Regions from separate parts of the Homo sapiens genome. Here region 2 is linked to region 1. A link is a loop called in an ENCODE intact Hi-C map of the cell type or tissue named here. Cell type or tissue: breast epithelium. All regions are shown on one strand. Each heading gives the region's core, and the rest is flanking DNA. Links, peaks and the distances in the headings are about the cores only.

Region 1 (2,916 bases), core at 158-2,657:
TCCTGGAGGCTGGGCAATGGGGAGTTGAAGCCTTGCTAATTGAGAGCAAAAGGAAATTGTTTTATTAAATTGCAGTTAAAAATAACAGCAAATACTATTTGTCACATACCTCCTATATGCCAGGTACTGTACTAGTTGCATTACACATTTTATTTCAATCAACTCTCATAAGTCAATGAGGTAAATATTACTCCCACCCTACAGCTGATGAAGTCAAGCCACGGTGAGGCAATGTAATGTCCCCAAGTCAAACAGCTAGTAAGATCAAGGTCCAGGATATGATCCTGAGTCTAATGGACTCTTAGCTTCTCTGCCATGCTGCTGTGGGTATATCAAGGAAGAGACCTGAAGCGTATGTCTCCACAATGCGTCACAGGCATTCCCTAAAGTTTTGTTATTTTTATGTTGGCCCCAAATGTTGACCTCTTCTGTTGCAGGTCCAGACTCTAGGTCATATGGAGAGCTCAGTTTGCCCTAGTGGTTCCTCCCCATGCAGGGGATCCTGGACCAGGTGTGTGGAAACCTCACCCCCCTAGCAACATCTGGAAGGTCTTGCTGGGCCCCCGCTTGACTTATCTACCAGAAAAAGAGTGGCTGGTCTGGTCTATCCTTGTATAAATTTGGGAAATTACCCAGTCAGATTTCAACATCAATAAGCGGCCAGGTGTGGTAGCTCATGCCTATAATCCCAACACGTTGGGAGGATCGCTTGAGTCCAGGAGGATCGCTTGAGTCCAGGTGGGAGGATCGCTTGAGTCCAGGAGGTGGAGGTTGCAGTAAGCTGATATCATGCCACTGCACCCTAGCCTGGGCAGACTTTATCTCAAATATAAATAAATAAATGAAGAGATGAGGATCAGATTTGTGGGCAGCTGGGGGATGGCTGGTTGTGATTCTTGTTCTGCATAAGGACATAAGGAACACTCAGGGTGAGAAATCAAGGCTGGAGTCCTTTACTGGGACAGTTTATTTGCAAGAACTTTTCCATTCAGTAAGCATCCTGGTTGGTATTTTTCACTGTGGTTGCAGTGAGGAACCCTGGTTATTTTTAATAACATATGCCACATTCATTGCATTCATTCAGTCCTATAGCATTTTATGATGTGTCTGACCCAGAAAAATGTGTGGCCAGTTTAGGGGGATGGGGACGGTGTGTCTTCATTCTCTGCCCTCTTTTAGCCTTCCCTTTCCTTGGCACTTTCCTGCAGAAATAGTGAGTTTTGACATCCCATGCACATTTTTCCACCGTCTTTTGGATTTGCCCCATCTGCCAAAAGGCCCTTGTAACTTTACACTGCACAAATTCATGTTTCAGGGACTTGCCAAATCTTGTCAAGTCCTAAAGTTTTTCTTGGCAGAGACTGCACCACTCCACGGAAATGGATCGGGTGAGTCCATCAGGCCCTGGTGCCGCTTCTCCGGGTGCCATGTGCAACTGCTGGGTCTTTCCTGACTCCCTTCCCAGGCTTCATGGGCACTGGCATACCCTGTGCCCTGCCTCTTCCAAGCCCACTGATTTCCGAGAGCATCAGCAGACTTCAGCACCTCCCAGGCCAGGGCTTGCAGGAACATCAGTTAAGTGATTGCTTTATCTTTGTCACCTCTGCCCACTCACCCACCACCCCTTGCCTTCACTGCCCCAACCATCTCTTCTGGTGGCTCCAATCCTTCAAATTAGAAGGGAAAGTCATTCATCCACTCAACTAATATTTATACAGAGTATTTATGCAACTCAGTTCCTTGTCTTAGGCACTTAATAGTGAACTTAACAGTGAACCAAACAGACAAAGGCCCTGCCCTCACGGCACTTACATTCTAACACGTCTAATAAAGCTCTAAAATGAAGTTAGGGTGATGTATTTGCAGCTAGTGTTCATTTTTCACCTTCACACGTATGATTGCACTTGTTTCTCTTAATAGCCTTTGAAGTAGGCACGGCATTTCACGGAGGAGAGAACTGAGGCTTCTTTCTTTCTTTCTTTCTTTTTTGGTTTTATTTATTTATTTTTTTTTGAGATGAAGTCTTGCTCTGTCACCCAGGCTGGAGTGCAGTGGCGCGATCTCAGCTCACTGCAGCTTCTACCTCCTGGGTTCAAGCAATGCTCCCCCTCAGCCTCCCGAGTAGCTGGGATTACAAGCGCATGCCACCATGCCTGGCTAATTGTTTTTGGTATTTTTCTTAGTAGAGATGGGGTTTCACCATGTTGACCAGGCTGGTCTCGAACTCCTGACCTTGTGATCCACCACCTCGGCCTCCCAAAGTGCTGGGATTACAGGCATGAGCCACTATGCCCAGCCGAGAACTGAGGCTTCTTTCTAATCATCCTCCTCCCTGGATGCCTGCTTCTTAAAAAGAAGAGTCTGAAAAAGTACAGTGAAACCCAAAAGGGATGAGTACCAGCCAGGTGTGGTGGAGTGTGCCTGTAGTCCCAGCTACTCAGGAGGCTGAGGCAGGAGAATCACTTGAGCCAAGGTGTTCAAGGCTATGGTGAGCTATGATTGTGCCACTGCACTCCAGCCAGGGCAACAGAGGGCAACAGAGGGCAACAGAGCAAGACCTGTCTAAAAAAAAAAAAAAAAAAAAAAAAAAAAAAAAAAGAAAGAGAAGGAAAGAAAAAAGAGAGAAAGAAAGAGGAATGGAGTACTGATGGTGAAGCTGATGGTGGAAGTTGGAAATCCAGGTCTCTATGGGGACAATATTTGGGACAGAGAGAGCTCTTTGGTCTTCTAAACCTATGGGCCAAACCTTGCCCAACACCTGTTTTGTATAATCCACAAGCTAAGAATGGTGTTTGTATTTTTAAATAGTTGAAAAAAAGTCAATGGAAGAATACCATTTTGTGACATGTGAAAATTATATGAAATGCACATTTCAGTGTCCATAAAGTTTTACTGGAACACAGCCATCCCCATCAT
Region 2 (2,916 bases), core at 190-2,689, 210 kb after region 1:
ACTAGAGTGAAGTGGTGCTGTCACATCTCACTGCAGCCTTGACCTCCTGTGCTCAAGCGATCCTCCCACCGCAGCCCCCAGAGTAGCTAGGACTACAGGCGCATGCCACCATACCAGGCCAATTTCTGTATTTTTTGTAAAGTTAGGGTTTCGCTATGTTGCCCATGCTGGTACCAAACTCCTGGGCTGAAGTGATCCACTTGCCTCAGCCTCCCACGGTGCTGAGATTACAGGCATGAGCCACTGCGCCTGGCCTGACAGTGGTCATGATTTTATGAAGTGCAGAGATAGAAAGGCTATCCACTCAATAATTCAGAGATGAACCTGATCTCTAACTCCAAATCCTGCACTTTCCAGCCAGTTGAAGGAATGGGCATGTGTGTGGTGTGTGTGTGTGTGTGTGTGTGTGTGTGTGTGTGTGTGTGTGTGTGTCTGGAGGACAGAGTTGGGAGAGATGGCCCCTGTCATGAAATCCTTCTCTACCCCTTCAGGCAAACAAACCCTGGCCCTGTGGTCCCTAGACCCAACCCCAAAGTTCTCCTTTATATGAACAAAGGAAAGAGCCTGGGATCTGGAGTCAGAGATTTGAGTTCCAATGCTGATTCTGCCATTGTAATTCCAGGTGATTTACTCAACCTCCCCTAACCTTAGTCTCTACCTCCGTAAAATGAGTTTACCATCCCCCTGGCGTGGCTGTGGTGCCCAGTGGATGCTTAGTAAATGCCAGTGGCCATCACTCTTACACCTTCCTCTGCTCCAGTGGCCCCATACCAGCACTGTCTCTCTACTTCCCTGTCAATCTCTGTCATTTTGGCCTGGCCACACTTCTCCTCCCTCCTTTTCCAACTCATCCCAATCTTGCTTACACCTAAATCTCCTAACTCTCCCAGAACTGGGCATCTGAAAATAGCTCACTCAGTATCTCCAGCTATGCAAAAGAGGGCCTGATTATGTCTTCCTTAAAGATTGCTACTGGCTGTTGCCTGAACAGAGGAGTGGGTGCCTAGTCAGAGAAGAGAGATGGTTTCTTCCAGCAAGCCTTCCCTAGAACAGTTCAAATCTTTCTGGCATATTTCTTTGCCAGAAAAAGTCTGGAACTTGTTTTGACTTTGTCCTTCCCCTCTCCTGTGTGTGTTGAGACAAGTCCCCCAAACCTATGGCTTTGAGTGCAACCCCCATACTTCTACATCTTCCCGCTTCTCAACCCACCCACCCTTTGTGGATGGTGCCAGGGAAGCACACTGATGCTTTGTTTAAGAAGTGGGAGGAACTGGCAGTGTCAACTCCTCAATGTCTTGCATTCAGATGTGTTAATCCTTTTATTTGCTCTGTGTCCTTAGGCAAGTCGCCTAACCTTTCTGGGCTTAGGATCAACATATCCTGGTGGAGGGAGGAAATGGTTGCTTCATTTTCCTGAGTGTCTAGAAGGAGCGAGAGCAGATTCAGTTTAATCACCGCAAAGAGGGGTCATTAAAGTTTAGAGAGAATGATAGCGATGTCACTAGACCCAAGGTTCACAATGCTTCCCTGCACCCTCTTTCCTATCCAGCCATCCTTGATACCTGCCTCATAAAAGAAACAGAAGACGTAACCCTTAGGCATTCTGTACAGGGAAGATAGGCTTAAAAACAAAAATGACAGCATATGTGACAAGCACTACTCTGGCCTTATGGAAAAGCACTCCAGGTGCAGGTGAGTGAGTGACCAACTCCTCCTGGAGTGGGGTAGCTGGGCCCAGATGTGATTTGCACACTGGCTGAGCACAGCGGGCTGAGGGAAGGGAAGGATACGGAAGGGACGCCATGCATTAAGGGATAGTGTGCCATTCACCAAACTGGGGCATTCAGGAGGAGAAGCAGGTTTCCCACAAAGGATGAGGAAAAAAATAGTCAGTGTGAATGTAGACATGCTAGGTCATAGAAATGGGAGGCTACAGCTGGAAGACCACAGCCCAAGAGCGTCTGAACCCAATGAACCCAATGCATTCTTTTTTTTTTTTTTTTGAGACGGAGTCTCACTCTGTCACCCAGGCTGGAGTTCAGCAGCGCTATCTCAGCTCACTGCAACCTCCACCTCCTGGGTTCAAGCAATTCTCCTGCCTCAGCCTCCCATGTGGCTGGGACTACAGGTATGTGCCACCACACCTGGCTAATTAGTTTTGTATTTTTAGCAGAGATGGAGTTTTGCCATGTTGGCCAGGCTGGTCTCAAACTCCTGACCTCAGGAGATCTGCCTGCCTCAGCCTCCCAAAGTGCTAGGATTACAGGCGTGAGCCACCGCACCCAGCTTCCAATGCATTCTTGAGGGAAGTATGTGCCCAAAGGACAAGCAAGAATAATAACCATAATCTTTGTCATAATGATGATGATAACTACAATAGTAACCTGCATTGACTGAGCACTTACTAAGTGCCAGGCAGTTGCTTCGTGTCTTGATTTGTTGTTTAATCTTCATAACAAACCCATAAGGTGGATATTGTTGCCTTCATTTTACAGATAGGAAAACTGAAGTACCAAGGGAATGTGTAACAAAGCTCATTATCACATACCACTATGTGCCCAAACCCTGACATGGTGCCCTCGTGGGCCAGGTGGGACAGACTCCGTTTACTCCCGGCTAATGACCACAGCACCACGAGCCACCATGGGCCAAACAGTCACTATGCCTGTCCCCTCCCAAATTGGTTGTGAGCTTCAGTAGCTCCAGTGGTGAGAAACAGGTCATCTAGTAAGAAACAATCAAGGTCCACAGCTGAGCAGGCCCAGGCTGCAGGCCCACGCCCGCCTCACCTGGCCAAGGGTGTGTGAGCCGCCAACAAGCAGGGAGGCTGAGGAGGCAGCCGAGGGAGCAGGAGGCGGCCTCTCCCCCACCAGAACTGGCCCGGCTCCTCCCACCCCAATTCCGCTTATTTAGACC

What was found. Peaks named below come from ENCODE experiments on the same cell type or tissue, not always from the same donor. Only the 100,000 strongest peaks of a DNase experiment are listed, where the experiment ranks them.
Region 2: it touches region 1 in a loop (10-fold over the local background); 2 of 110 quality-filtered maps call a loop at or near these places.

The regions. Positions count from the first base shown.
Region 1 is chr2:45,181,237-45,184,152 of GRCh38, reverse strand. All of the region lies in intron 4 of LINC01121 (long intergenic non-protein coding RNA 1121), which reads left to right. Among named protein-coding and RNA genes, the nearest start is that of LINC01121, 72 kb to the left of the region's middle. In breast epithelium, for the core only: no CTCF peak of the experiment used is centred there; no DNase peak of the experiment used is centred there.
Region 2 is chr2:44,976,091-44,979,006 of GRCh38, reverse strand. No RefSeq gene overlaps it. Among named protein-coding and RNA genes, the nearest start is that of SIX2, 32 kb to the left of the region's middle. RefSeq lists an enhancer at 2,304-2,916. In breast epithelium, for the core only: no CTCF peak of the experiment used is centred there; no DNase peak of the experiment used is centred there.